Linked DNA regions of Homo sapiens: region 1 is linked to region 2. A link is a loop called in an ENCODE intact Hi-C map of the cell type or tissue named here. Cell type or tissue: PC-3. All regions are shown on one strand.

Region 1 (8,000 bases), 70 kb after region 2:
AGAGGCTAAGATGGGAGGATGGTTTGAGCGCAGGAGGCAGAGGTTGCAGTGAGCCCAGATCATACTACTGCACTCCAACCTAGGCAACAGAGCCAGACCTTGTCCAAAAAAAAAAAAAAGTAAAAGTAAAGTAAAGAAAGAAAAAGTAAAAGTAGAATAAGTAAATAATGCAGTTATCGCAGTTATCTGAATTTACGTGCTTTTGAAAGTTTAAGGCTACATGGCGAAAAATAACAGTATAGAATTTTATCTACACAATTATAAACTTCTCTTGTAAGCACCTGGGGTTTTCTTTTGGACAATACCCCACACAAATAATGACCAGATCCAAACAACATTAGATTATATGATCTACTAGGCTCGCACTATTACAAGTTTTACAAGCCTGTGATAGTCTTACTAAGCTGAAATTTTAAAATAAAGTTGAAGTGATAGAAAACATAGACACAACTGTAACTTTGAGTATTTATTTATTTATTTATTTATTTATTTATTTATTTATTTATTTTGAGACGGAGTTTCGCTCTTGTTGCCCAGGCTGGAGTGTAACGGTGCGATCTCAGCTCACTGCAACCTCTGCCTCCCGGGTTCAAGTGATTCTCCCGCCTCAGCCTCCCTAGTAGCTGGGATTACAGGCATGCACCACCATGCCCTGCTAATTTTGTACTTTTAGTAGAGACAGGGTTTCACTATCTTAAGTCAGGCTGGTTTTGAACTCCTGACCTCAGGTGATCTGCCGTCTTGGCCTCCCAAAGTACTGGGGTTACAGGGGTGAGCCACCGCGCCTGACCAACTTTGAGTATTTATTTCATACTACCATACTCTGACAATTAACAGAGGTTTAAAAGAAAATATGAGGCCGGGCGCGGTGGCTCACGCCTGTAATCCCAGAACTTTGGGAGGCCAAGGTGGGTGGATCATGAGGTCAGGAGATCGAGACCATCCTGGCTAACACGGTGAAACCCCGTCTCTACTGAAAACACAAAAAATTAGCCGGGCGTGGTGGCGGGCACCAGTAGTCCCAGCTACTCGGGAGGCTGAGGCAGGAAAATGGCGTGAACCCGGGAGGCGGAGCTTGCAGTGAGCCGAGATCATGCCACTGCACTCCAGCCTGGGAGGCTGAGTGAGACTCTGTCTCAGAAAAAAAAGAAAAAGAAAAAGAAAGTATGATACAGGATGCCATTAGCTGCCAAAATGGGCCACACAAAATTCTGAAGAGATAGTGGTTTTAATGTGGAATTTCAATTTTAAATTTCTCTCTTGCTGGAAACTACATGATTTGAAAAAAAACATACCATGAACAGCTTTGTCCTCTTGTTTTCATCTCTCCTTGGATCACCACAATATTCAGATAACTTTTTCTATTTGCTTTGCATATGAATAATACTAGTAAGAAGTTCATTTGGGTATATACCCAGTAATGGGATGGCTGGGTCAAATGGTATTTCTAGTTCTAGATCCCTGAGGAATTGCCACACTGACTTCCACAATGGTTGAACTAGTTTACAGTCCCACCAACAGTGTAAAAGTGTTCCTATTTCTCCACATCCTCTCCAGCACCTGTTGTTTCCTATAAATCATGCTGCTATAAAGACACATGCACAAGTATGTTTATTGCGGCATTATTCACAATAGCAAAGACTTGGAACCAACCCAAATGTCCAACAATGATAGACTGGATTAAGAAAATGTGGCACATATACATCATGGAATACTATGCAGCCATAAAAAATGATGAGTTCATGTCCTTTGTAGGGACATGGATGAAATTGGAAATCATCATTCTCAGTAAACAAGAACAAAAAACCAAACACCGCATATTCTCACTCATAGGTGGGAACTGAACAATGAGATCACATGGACGCAGGAAGAGGAATATCACACTCTGGGGACTGTGGTGGGGTGGGGGGACGGGGGAGGGATAGCATTGGGAGATATACCTAATGCTAGATGACGAGTTAGTGGGTGCAGCGCACCAGCATGGCACATGTATACATATGTAACTAACCTGCACAATGTGCACATGTACCCTAAAACTTAAAGTATAATAAAAAAAAAAAAAAAGAAGTTCAGCAAGACTGTTTCTCTTGCTGGACTAGCACAATATGATTGTTTTAAGAGTATTGTCTCTCTTATTTTATCTTATCCTCTAGCCCCAAATACTGTACTTTAAATTATTAGAAATAATAATGGCATCTTAATAAAGGACTAGCAGTCTTTGAAGAAGTATCTAGTCAAAATAAAATCATGTCAATGGGAATCCTTTATTATTGCCTGCACCCCTATTATGTGCTAGAAACGGTATCAGTGACTTTATAAACATAACCATATTTACCCGTTACAAAAACACTAAAAGATGAGAGTTATTTGCCCTTTTATAAATGAAGAAACTGGAGGCATAAGGGGTTACAAAACATGCTCAATATGACACAAATCGTAAATGGATGTCAGGCCCAGGATTTACTATAATATTTCCAGTGTCATGTTAAGTGAGTGGTTTTATTTTTTAATACTAAGAAAAACAGATGGAGCAGTGAAATGTACAGACCCACATACTAAAAAAAAAAATTACCAGAACAGAGAGTTGAAAAATACTTTTAAAGAGAATAGTTAAATGAATCACAATAACACATGCTTGTTGTTCTTTTGGTTTTTTTTTTTTGATACTTTTCATATTTATCTTTGAATTACTCTCCTGTAAAATTTTCCAGATTGTTAGAAACAACTAAATAGAAACCATACACACACACACACACACACACACACACACACACACAAAATAAGAACAATAACCATCTATTTAATCTGATAAAAATTCCTTGAAAATTTTTTCAAGTTGTTCATATCCTAGTTGAAAATGTTTTATGAAATAAAATGTCTCTTTTCCTCAAACCTATTAGTTAACTCATTTAAGTATAGAAATCATTTAAGTGTAAAAATTCTAAAACTATATTCGAAACCTAAAAACAGATACTTAGTTATGTAAACACTTTAAAAAATGTTATATGTTCCCTTCTTTTGTTCATATTCATGAAACAGACAAAAACACACAAAGACACACACACAGAGAGAGAGAGAGAGAGAGAAGAGAGATCCAAACATGTATCTTTAAACTGTCTCATTTAATTTCAAATCTCAGTTCCACTTATAAAAACAGTTGTATGTTCACTTTACCCACTTGAAATAAGCAGTTCTGGGCCTAAATATCCTGGTTGTTTTATTAAAAAAGAAACTAAAAGTCCCACCCTATAAAAGCACACTCCACCCCCTTCTAATTGCCTTTTTCCAAGCTAGTACAACTCACAAGCAGATTATCCATCCCTTCCCCCTTTCCTGCCTGTAAAATCCAAGTTAGACAAACACTGTGGGGCTGAAATGACATATTTGAATGGAATTCAGACCCACCAGTTCCTGTTTATGTTTCTGATTTGAGAATGTTGTCTTCTCATTCACTATACATTAGGAACACTGCAAGGCCATAAATAGTGTCAGGTTACTTGCAAGCAGGACCAATGAGCATTAATCATTACTTCCAGTCAACTGGCATAAGCAGCAGCTGATGGAACACTACACCCTTCAGCTCTGTATAAATGGACATTCCAGAGAGAGTGAGTGAGTGTGTGTGTGTGTGTGTGTGTGTGTGTTTCCTTTCAGTCTCCATTTTATGAATGAAACTCCAGGCTCTATAGCGTCCATTCATGTAAGAGAAATGCTTACAGGGCTCTGCCCCTAGGGATCAATCAGTCATGGGTAAAACTGGTATGATTGGTTTAAGACAGCCTTCAGCCTTCCATTACTGCCTTAAAATGCAGTCCCTGTCCATTTGGCCTGTGTTAATGCATAAAGAGTAAATCCAGACTGTAGTCTCAACTCTCAAATCAAATCACTAGAGCCAATGCCACTTACTGTAACTGTAGATTTAGAGCATATTTAAGTATTTCTTAGAAAAACTGATATAGTGGGCCAGAGTACTGATTTGGGAGATTTGCAATTTTAACTCCAAAAGAAATGAGGAAAACTCATATGAGACATGCTAAGCAATAAAAGGCAAAGTCAAATTGTGAGGCCAATCTATGACCTCTATTGCAATAACAAAATCAATTAGGAAGACATCACTGTCACTTTTCACAATTGAAGCACCTAAAAATCAGAGATTAAGTGATCTACTAGTCCACAAATCACTGGATGTGTAAAAGAAAATTATCTTTGGATATTGAGAAAGAGATAAGATGTTAACATTTTCTGAAAGTTCAATAGCTCATTCTTTAAAGTTCCCAAGTGATCCTACACTTGAATTTCTTTAAGCAATAGTTTTAGAGTTAGGAGGGAAAAAATGAGCTGCCATGTTTCAGGAGAAAATGTAGCCATAAGCAAGTGATGTTTTGTAATGGAATAAGGCCACGGTTTAGCCTTTGGAAGTGTTACATATCAAGCACAAAAGGCCAAAGTTCATGGAATCATAATCATTGCTGCCCTGGAAATTACTAAAGATGGCAATATTTAAAAATATCCAGAGTTTTTATGGAGAGGAAGCAATATATAAGCAATTATGGAAATATTTTTTGAAGAGTCAATCCTATCCTGAATAGTATTGAATATGGAATGGGTTTTATCAGCCATTTGTACTTTGTTCCTTGACTCCGAAGGGGAAAAAAACACTTTTTTCTTTCAGTGACCTGAAGCCATGTGAGAAAAAAGTTGCAGTAAACAGTCCCTGTGTATATCTCTAAACCACTGATCAACAGATCCTTGCCATGCCTACAGAAAAGGAAGAGGATAAACAGAAAAACTGCCCAGTCTTTGGTTTTAAACCTGGGAAGGATTATTTATTATGGCATTATGACAAATATTCAACCTCCAATTTCTAATATCTGATTAATACAGTCATACAGAATAAATAAATTTATGGCAGTATGTTAGAGCTCAAAACTAAAATACTTAACATAGGCAGGTGGGAGATGAACCCACCATTCAGAAAAAATATGGGACAGAGGAAAATCACCAAAGAGTGAACGTATACCGAATTATTAATTTATTGCTAACTTTTTTTCCAGGGCTTTAAAAATATTCAATATTTTCTAAGGAATTACTTTTTAAGGTGGTTCAAAAATATGTAAATAAAAATGACAAACTGAAAATGAATATCTTCAAATGTAATATTTCATATTTAAAATAATTGTAATATGTTGTCTAACTTCCATTATTCAATATATTTAAAGTCTGATCAATGTAATACATGAATTATAAATTTATAATTATTAGGGGCTGGATATAAAATTCATAATAGATTGATTTGAGAAGTATATGCATTATCTATATTGAAATAATTTGTTTAGGTGTTCAGAGTTTTAGATATTGTGGTTTTTATAATTCTAGGCCTTCTATAACTATATAAGAGGGAGGCGGGCCTTGAGATAGACTGTTGTGGTTGCTGAGAAGAGAAGAAGGCATACATTCGTAACAACTTGGTGACACTTCCATACTTTCAAAGGGAATATGAATAGAAAAATACTATTCTACTTCCTTTCCTCCTTAGCTGCCTAATTAGAATCCCAGCAATAATACAATTTTTAAAAAATAACTAAGATAAAATAATGTCTTCAATGTGAAAACACTGAATAGTAAGTGACATTGGAATGTTCAGACAGTGGTGGCATGCACCTGTAATCCCAACTACAGTGAGGCTGAGGAGGGAGAATTGCTTGAGGCCAAGAGTTAGCAACTTACCTGGGCAAGACAGCGAGACCCTATCTCTTTAAAACACATCAGCCAAAACAAAACAAGACACACACACATAGAATGTTCAAGAGGGAGAAATTATTGATCATGGGCTTTCCATTTTGGAAATAATGAAGCCTGCTAGTTTATGGTAAGCCTTGAATATTCAAAATAAATATCAGTTACCTTTATTTCTACTCCCTGTGTTCCATCTGACTTTAATTAGTGTCTTTCAACAGCTTTCCTTTTTGTAATCACTGCATACTTTCTGTTTCCTGGATAATATTTTTGGTTGCTTATGTGTGCCCCAATTGTTCAGAAAGGATGAAAGAAAAGTGTATTGGAAAATATGTATGAGGTTAGTTTCCCTAGAACACGTATCTCATCTTGTAAGTAAATAGCAATAAATTGTTTTTTAAGGTAAAATATCCTGATGACACAATTTCTGAGATATTGCTAGATGAGTAGTAGTAATAAATGCAATAGTAATAGTTTAGAAATAAATGACTGGGATATTTTAGCCCTCTGAATGTTGTTATTTTTTTCTTAAGTTTTGTGCAAGTTTAGTCAGTTGATTGAGGCTCTGACATGTCATCTCCAAACCTATAAAACACTACACATTTATATTTTTATATGGATGCAGAAAATAACCATGTTGTTCTTGCTCCATTACCCAATTATTTAATCCTACAAGTTTCACTTTCAAACCATATTATAAACTCTGCAAGGGGAAGCCCAAGCAATGCTTACTACTACAGGCAGCATTAGGAATTACTTCACTACTTTTCCTACTATTTGATTAGGATGAGTATCCACCAACACAGCAAAACATAGAATAACATTTACAATATAAAAACATTCCTCTCTTGCCATTTCAGAAACCCAAGAGTATTTAAATTTCTTGATTAAAGTGCCAGCTTGGGCCTATGTGAATAGCAGATAGATTTGTCAGCTCTGACAGATGAAAGTTAAACATATTCCAGTTTTAACGTATTTAACATAAGGTAAATATTTTTTCAGTATTTATTTCATCATTTTTCTGCCTACACATAATTTTTCGATGTGCTAAGGACAGATAACCGTTCTCTAAATTTACAGGCTTTTCTACTGGCTTTTATCAAAGCCCTAATAGGGTAATAAGGAAGTATATGAGGAGCCTGGGAGGGGTTGTTGGGGTGAATAATGGATGGATTTTAAATGAAGAATGGGCCAGCCACAGTGGCTCACACCTGTTATCCCAGCATTCTGGGAGGCTGAGGCGGGCGGATCACCTAAGGTCGGAAGTTTGAGACCAGCATGACCAACACGGAGAAACTCCGTCTCTACTAAAAATACAAAATTAGCCGGGCATGGTGGTGGCGCACGCCTGTGATCCCAGCTACTCAGGAGGCTGAGGCAGGAGAATCATTTGAATCAGGGAGGCGGAGGTTGTGGTGAGCTGAGATCGTGCCATTGTACTCCAGCCGGGGCAACAAGAGTGAAACTCTGTCTCAAAAAAAAAATTAAAAAAATAAAATAAAATAAAATGAAGAATGGAAAAAGCACCCTATTCCTCAACAACAGCTTTCTTTACATCGATTTGAGATCCTGTAGTCCCTCATAAGCTTACTTGTGAAAAATGGATTCAGCTGACAATGGTCTGAAAAGCACAGCTGAAGGTGAAGTGTAAGCCACTGAGCCATCAAGGGCATTAAGAAAGAAAGAGCGAGGTCCAATGAGAAGACTCAAACTCTATGTTCATGCAATCAAGGACTTAGAGCTTGGAAGGGCCATTAATTAGCCACTTTTTCTTCTCATTATTTTTCAGTCTTTTTCAAAAGAGCTATTATAAAAGATCACTTCTTTGATAATCTCAGTTCTTAAGAATGCTCGTGGTATATTTTTTAAAAGAAAGCAGAATGCATCTTCATAATTTATATCGTTGAATTGCTCTATTTTGCTACCTCACTGCGGTGAACACCTAACATTTAGAGTAAAATGTGGGCACTATTTAATGTGAAATGTGCTCCTCCCAAATTAGTGAAAGCACACCTCGTATCTTCAAGCAGATGCCCTGGATCATGAAGATCCTTCGAAAACCATACAAAAACACTCAGTATTTCCCTTTAATCTGAACAATTATGTAGAAAGACAAATCATGAACTCTTCACTAAACTAAGAATTAGAAAATCCTAATTTTAGTTTTGGCTGCTTCACAATATATCTGTAACTGATGGTAAATTACTTCATTTGGATGAACCTCAGATATTTATCTGTAAAATTTGGGTGTGGAGAAGTTTGAA
Region 2 (8,000 bases):
CATGCTTAAACACACACATATACACACACAAACACATGCACTTTCAAGCACCTCTAATATTCATCAAGATACTCAACCAGGGCCCTGCGTGTCACTACCACACCTTGTCTCTATAATAATTGCACCTGGTCTCTATAACATCTACTGCAGAGAGTTCTTGTGTGCAAGATGATCTATGGAGTGTGGGTAGAAAAATTTAATATGTGTGTTTACACCTGCATTTTTCTCATTAATAAAAAAAGGATTAATAGTAGTATCTATTCCATATGGTTGTTTCAAAGGGTATATGAGTTAATTCACAAAAAGCATTTAAAATAGTTTGGAAGAAAGTTCCTTGATCAATACATGGTAGCAATTATTGTTATTACTATTATTATTGCTGTTGTTCATTTTTTAATTAGACACAGGTTGAGTTTTGCCTATATTTACAACAGTAACAGCAGTGATAACTACAGAAATACACTTATCTTGGGTATGCATATTCAAAAATGTTTAGATGCGTTTCATAATTGACATGCAGAAAAAAATAGCCAAATTAAATCATATCTCAACCTACTGGGTGCTTAAATTTAGCCAAGGTGAAATGCTCTTTCTATATCTTTGTGGAGTGTCTCCAGCCTGAATTCTCTTCTACCTTCTCTTTTCAGCTGAGTACTTTCTTCAATCCTCAATATAACCATCTGTGTATCTCCCTGATCCTACAATGTCCCTCTCTTCCATTTCATCTCTGTTCTCACAGGAATTATAAATATTTGTTTTATAGTACTTTTCCCATTGTATTTTAATTGGTTATAAATTTGTTTATAGTATTTGATTATAAAATACTTGAGGATAGCAACTGTGTCTTAGTGAACTTCATTTCTCTGGTGACTAACACAAAGCTAACAACTGTTTGCAGGAGAAATATTGAATGATCTCCCTTTTTATCTTGACATAGAAATTGATTAATTTCTTTCCCTGTAGGATGGTACAGGAAAAACAAAATTTTATGTATACAATTTACAAACATAGATTTCCTTTTCTTAGGTTATTAAAATCTGGCCAGAGATTCATTCCACAATGACATCTCCCTGGAGGCGACGACTTTAGTTTTCCTTCACTTCTATCTGACTTTGATGTTTGACCAAGATGTTCAAACTCTTAACCCAGAGAAGACACCTAAGGAAGCCACATGGTGTGGGAAAAAGTGACATATTTTAGTTTCATATAAAACTCCATTTTTTATGTTGGCTGTGCCATTTAGGAACAGAGATTTTGAGAAATATAAATAATTCTTTCTCTTCTTCTTTGACTTTATCAGTAAACTTAAAATTATAAAGTTTAACTCACAGCTTGCTCTTTTATTTCTTTTGAGAACATAAAATCACAGATATCTTATTTGATTAATTTCCTTATACAGGGTAGATATCACTACTGACAACCTCTATCAACTCCTTCTTCTAAAATGAGACTTGTGACTTGTGTTTTTAATTTTTTAACTGTTAGATAATTATATCATTCCTTTAAAATATAGTAAGCTCCTTGATGACACACTCAATCTCTCCCTTCTCCCAGAGTGCTTAATCAATATTTGTTTCTTGAATTGAATAGAACTGAGTGGTAAGATTTCCCTCCAATTTTGGTTATTTTCTAATATGAGAGTCTGGATGATCTACTCCCTCACGTACACAGTGCATGTGCCCTGGCGTGACTCGGCAGGCTCTGATCACCAGCCAATTTTCGGCAGCAAACCCGTATTTTTTTTTTATTCTGAGAAATTATAAAAATAACATTCCTGCCATCACTTCATCAATTCATAAAGTGACTTTAGTCTCTTGCTTTCTAATTCCTTTCATTTCTCCTTTATAAGCCTGCCAATAGCCTGGGCCTTTGCTGGCCTTACATATTTAATCAGAGTAACCAATGCTGAGGATTTTTACAGGGAATTAAGTTTGATTTGTTTTGAAACATTTATTTATTCCATATGGCATTTAAGTGACTGAATTATTTTTGGTGTTGGAATGAGGTTGCATAAACTGGATTCAAATTTAAAACAGACACACACACACACACACACACACACACACACAGCTAAAGCCCAGGAGTAGTTCTGTAGGAAATATCCACTGTAAAAGGAAAATGGACGTACAACTGAGGAATCAGATTAGGAGATTTGGCAAAATCACAAAGATAATTTTGCTAACATTGGAGTCACCAACATAAAGCTCCACAATTTAGGCCAATACTGGGTTGCACAGTATAGTGACATTGTGGCTTTCCTCCCTGGAATCACCATGTCACTGCCATGCTGTTGTGTCCTGGATTTAGCTGACTTTGGCAGGACAAGCCCTCTCTTATCTCTGGGGGGTGATGGGAGAGGGCTAAGCGGCCTCATCCAGTAAACTGCCTTTGCTTTCACAGGTTCAGGATGGTCAGGGGTACAGGCCTAAGCCCTACATTGTCCACAGTGATTAGTAGTTAGTTCAGAGGCAGGGATGTGAATGACCTAATTTTGTCTAATCAGTAAAGCCTAATACTTTTATTCAGTAGTTGAATAAAGATAAAAAGCTCTATTATTCCAGATCTTGTGGTTAGAGATAGGAACCCTGACACCACTGCGGCCATTTTCTTACTATGACAAAACAAGCAAACAGCAACAGTGAAAGAAAAGAAAAAGAGAAAGAAAGAAAGGAAGGAAGGAAGGAAGGAAGGAAGGAAGGAAGGAAGGAAGGAAGGAAAAGGAAAAGGAAAGAAAGGAAAGAAGGAAGGAAGGAAAGAAAAAAAGAAAGAAAGAGAAAAATGCCTGAGATAATTAGAGAATACAGAGCACAAGCCTGATCTTCAAATATTGTCTAAAGTCCACTAACGAAATATTAGCTGTATTGTTTAAGCCAATGTGAGGTGTATTTTTGTGGTGCTTGTGGTGGTGGTTGTTGTTTGGTTGTGGAGTTTTCTTGCATTTCGACTGGAAAAAGATCCTGATACATAAGCAGAGATGCAGAAAAATAAATCTATAATTATAAAATCCGTATGGTGGGGTTCTTCTGCCGGGCCCATTAGAACACGGTATGTTATTTCACACACTCTCTTATTGAAGTAAAATTACCCTTCAGCCCCTAACCATGCTCGGCAGGAGAGACTGTGCTGGGAAGACCACTGTTTCTAATGTATGTTACAAAGTTGATGCTAACAAGCATTTTAAACAAGTTAAGTGCATCACTGCTGTTTCGCCTTCTCGTGGTTAGAGGTGTGAGTCATGCTTCCTGTTAAGCCCAGAGACAGTGCCTGTTTGAGGTTTGATTATTTGGTAACAAAATGGAAAGCACACTGCTGCTGTGTCAGTGAGCTGGAAGCAATCAACATTTACTAGGCTTACACACATGAGAAATGCAAATAGGTTTCATTTGCTGGGATATGGGTTGGTGGCTTGACTCAAACATTTCATACCCCCAGGAAAAAGGAAGTTAAACCACAGGATTAATCCTTGACTAAATCTTGAGGCATTTTTAACCACAAATTAGAAAATTAAAACCAAAATGTATTCTGCCATTCCAAAACCAAAGAGCTAAGCTCTTACTTCAGAGGTTGGCAAACTCCACCATGTTGGCCCATTTCACTTGACTCTTACCTACCTACTGGTTTACTTTTACTGGCTTTCTGCCAGCCTCTCCAAGGCAGAGCCATGAAACCATGACTCCCAGCTGTGGAATCAGAGACTGGGTGGCAATTAGGCTTCAGAGGGCACCAGGAGCTTCCAGTGATACGTAATTGCTGAATTTCTGGGGATAATTACAGGGGGTCTTTGGGCTGTCTGGGGAAAAAAAAAATCAATCTGAAAACTCACAACGTATACGGTTACTGTATTACTGTAAGAATCATAACTTACAAAGTTAAAGATAGTTGTATTCCAACGGCATGATAATGCAGAAATGGTAAAGAAGAGGTAGCATCCATGCCATTCAAGATATAAAGTTCTCAGTTAATAGTAGTTGATAGCGATGATGCTTTTACTTTAAGAAAGCAAGAGAAGTAATAGTTCCTTGAACTCATCTTATAAACGCCTGATTTTATTCCACAGAGATCTTACCAGGAGAGTCAGAATCTTTTAAGGAAACTGCAGCTATCTGTGAGCATTATTAAGTTGAAATTCTTAATATAAAAAAAAAATCCAGACACCAGAGATTGCTTATAGTTTGTTTTAAAAAAATGAATGATTTGGAAATAAGGGATAGAGAAGTAGGTGATTAATATTGAGAACCTGTAACTTACAAGTTACTTCACAAAGTAACTTTCATTCTCACATTTAAAAAAATCAAAATTACAAAATCAGAATTTCAGAGATAAAGGATGTTAATCTATATTTCCACAGAGATTTTGTGGTATTCTAATGAATGTTTCAAGGTGTTGAAAGCAAGATGTATTCATACCTTTCATTAATTTATTCAGTAAATATTTAATGAGTGCTGATACAGTTGCAAAATATATAAAGCTATTGGGCTTACAAAAGTGGATAAAATAAAATCGAAATTTCTGTCTTCATGAAGCTCATCACCTAACAGAAAAAGAAAGCATGGAACTGGGTGCCCCTCTTTAGTATGTGAGATGCAAATTGTGTGCCCCAGTTGTCAGGTCTGGAATTTGATTTTATCCTGCTTAAAACTAATAAGTTTGCCTGTTTCTGCTTCATAGATACTGGCAGGAGACAGGAGACTCCTGGTTTTGAGACAAAGGACTTCATTAATCATGCATGGCACAGCAAGCAGCATAAGCATCAACATGTTTGTGTCGATTTCTCTTGCTGCCCCCTCCCAAGTCCATGGGGGTGGCGCACAATGCCCGGATAGATGCACAGTGGATTGTGTTACAGAGGAGGAATACTGCACCTAGGAGATCTACAATTTTCACAGTAAGCAGTAAGCAAGCCTGCTGCTTGTCATGAAGACATTACCTAATCCCCTGAGGATGCTCTCTGTAAACACAGCCCTGGGAAATGGTTCCCTTAAAGAGCAGTCAGTGCCTTGCATTCATGGCATACTGGCAAGACATGCAGGAGTCCAAGAGATCTGTGAAGGACATTCTCACAACATCAGTCAGGATCCAGAGTGCGATGCTAGAAATATCATGTTTTGACTGAAGCAAGAAGTCCAATATTTCTCCTTTCAATATTTTTCCCATCTGCTTTCAAGCCATCCAGGTATCTTCAGATTCTTATATGGGGATTCCCTTCTAGGGCAAGGGAAAATCCATTTTGCGATTGACACATTTCAGGATGCTAGCTATGAAGTGGGGTGCTGATTGCTGAGTAGAAAATATGGAAGACACAGACAGTGTATCCATAGCACAAATCACAGTAGTGGAGTCTCATTTCTGTACTTTTAAGGCCAACATATGTTAACCACTACGCTGAGAGATTCCAGCCAAAGTGTCAAATGTTCTCAAGGTTAAATTGACTTTGATTGCCTTACCCAGCAGCAAATGTGGTAACAATCTGCTTAGTCACAGAGAGGAGGTACAACGAGAGGTGTGGGTTGGCAAGAAGCTGGAATAGAACAAGCTGTACATTCAACAGAAATAGTTACTCCAATAGGACATCCTAATTCTAAATTATGAAAGATTCATGTAGCCATCAGAGTTCAGTTAATAAAAACAAAAGTTACCCCCTGCATTCTAAGTTTGAAGGATTTCAATCCACGAAACTAAAGATTTAAACAATCATAGGGAGGGGTGGGGAGCTAAGGTCAGGAAAATTGCTACGTTCAATCTCAAATGAAAGCACCGAAGGGATGGTTCTCAAAAACTCTCCCAAAAGGTGATGTAATTCTCAAGACTCTCTGGAATGTTCTCAGTCATCATCTCAGCTGCTATGGATGCGGTGTGTGCCCTCAAAATTCACATGTTGAAGACCTAACACCGCAATGTGATGGTTTTTAACGTAGGGCCTTTGGGAGATAACTAGGTTTAGATGAGATCTTGAGAGTGTGGCCCACATGATGGGATTAGTGTCCTAAGACAACAGAGCTCTCTGCCTCTCTTGCAAGCGAGGACGCAGTAAGAAGGCAGCCGGCCGGGCGCGGTGGCTCACACCTGTAATCCCAGCGCTTTGGGAGGCTGAGACGGGCGGATCACAAAGTCAGGAGATCAAGACCATCCTGGCTAACACGGTGAAGCCTCGTCTCTACTAAAAATACAAAAAATTAGCCGGCGTGATGGCGGGCGCCTGTAGTCCCAGCTACTCGGGAGGCTGAGGCAGGAGAATGGCGTGAACCTGGGAGGCGGAGCTTGCAGTGAGCCGAGATCTCGCCACGGCACTCCAGCCTGGGAGACAGAGTGAGACTCCATCTCAAAAAAAAGAAGGCAGCCATCTGTAAGCCAGGAAGAGGGCCCTCTCCAGAACTATGTGAAATAAATGCCTGTTGTTTAAGCCACCCAGTCTGTGACATTTTATTCTGGCAGTCCCAGCAAACTAAGACAATCATCCGAGCTTCAGGGCAAGTCACGTCTGTCCATATGTCTGGCTGCTTCTTCCTGAGAAGAATAACAGCCACTGCTCTTCACATTCTAAATTTCAGTCAAGTGTTTCATGTTGATGAACTCTAACCTGGCGCCTTACAGAAAAGGCAATTTTGAGAAATGTAGTTCCAACCTTCTTTCTGTGATAAAGAAAGCAATTACGATGCTGTGTTAATAGCAGATAATCCAACCAAGCCGGATGATTAAACTAGCAAACAGATAATAATAAGTGCCACATGAGTGTTACAGACTAAGTGATATGAGATTGATAATGAGATAAATGTACTTCTGATTCACCCAGGATTTGGGGTAAGCTGTGACATCCTAGAGCAGAGAACATAGTTCAAACTGTGACTGATACCACTCTCTAGGCCCTTTGCACCAGGAGGACAGCTCCTTTGGCAAATCTAAAGACTTTGGTGGAACCACAAAGATGGGAGAATCTTCCAAGTCACTCTCAGAAATATCAAGGGGACAGAAGAGAAGGAAAGTTTCCAGGAAACTTGGGTCCTTCACTGGCAGGTAGTGGCAAGCCCTGTCAAAGCATTCATTCAAAAGTAAAATAATCCAGTTAGATTTAGTGATCCATTTAATGAATTACTCCACTCAAAAAAAAATGAAATAAAATAACTTTATTGGAAATGATGCTAGAAAGATGGTTTGTGAGACGAGTAAATTTGGAGGAGCAATAAAGGGCTAGGTTAAGGAAAATAAACTTTAGTCTGTAGGAAAATGGGGAACAATTTAAGATTTCTGAACCAAGGAATGGCCCAAGCCAGGCAGTGTGCAATGTGAACTGAGAAAAGAACAGACTTGAGGCAGAGAAATGAGATAACAATTTGGCTATTATTTTATTAAAGTGCATGATAATCAATGTTTGACTGCAATGTTAACAAGAAAAGGGGTGAAGGGATTCTTGGTCAACATTGTGAAGGAAGCAACATAACTTAGTGATTTGAGAAGTGACTTTTTCTGAACTTTAGAATGTCCATCTTCTAGTCTTAGAAACTTGTATTCACCGAAAGCAGTCACTCCTGATCTTAGATTTCAAATCCTCTTAACCATGATAGTGGCTTCATTTTCAACAGGATTCTCCTTTAAACACAAGATAGAAGCAGACTAGACATTTAGCGTTTCCACACAGACGTTATCTCTGCTTGAGTAGGCTGAGCTTATCCTTGATCATCTCTAGATCTGAATAAGGCTAATAAATTATTTTGCAATTTCCCTAATATTTTTCTCTAATTACATATGTTCACGCATTTTTTTTTTTTTTGATGGAGTCTTGCTCCATCGCCCAGGCTGGAGTGCAATGGCACCATCACTGCTCAGTGCAACCTCTGTCTCCTGGGTTCAAGCGATTCTCTTGTCTTAGCCTCCCGAGTAGCTGGGACTACGGGCGCATGCCTCCACATCTGGCTAATTTTTGTACTTTTAGTAGAGACAGGGTTTCACCTTGTTGGTCAGGCTGCTCTCTAACTTCTGACCTCAAGCGATCCACCCACCTCGGC

What was found. Peaks named below come from ENCODE experiments on the same cell type or tissue, not always from the same donor. Only the 100,000 strongest peaks of a DNase experiment are listed, where the experiment ranks them.
Region 1: it touches region 2 in a loop (6-fold over the local background); 7 of 110 quality-filtered maps call a loop at or near these places.

The regions. Positions count from the first base shown.
Region 1 is chr7:13,916,826-13,924,825 of GRCh38, forward strand. The region is part of intron 9 of ETV1 (ETS variant transcription factor 1); the gene reads right to left. Among named protein-coding and RNA genes, the nearest start is that of ETV1, 69 kb to the right of the region's middle. In PC-3, no CTCF peak of the experiment used is centred here; a DNase peak (open chromatin) is centred at 3,416; H3K4me3 peaks cover 672 bases; H3K27ac peaks cover 2,414 bases.
Region 2 is chr7:13,847,039-13,855,038 of GRCh38, forward strand. No RefSeq gene overlaps it. Among named protein-coding and RNA genes, the nearest start is that of ETV1, 140 kb to the right of the region's middle. In PC-3, no CTCF peak of the experiment used is centred here; a DNase peak (open chromatin) is centred at 3,433; H3K4me3 peaks cover 282 bases; H3K27ac peaks cover 4,943 bases.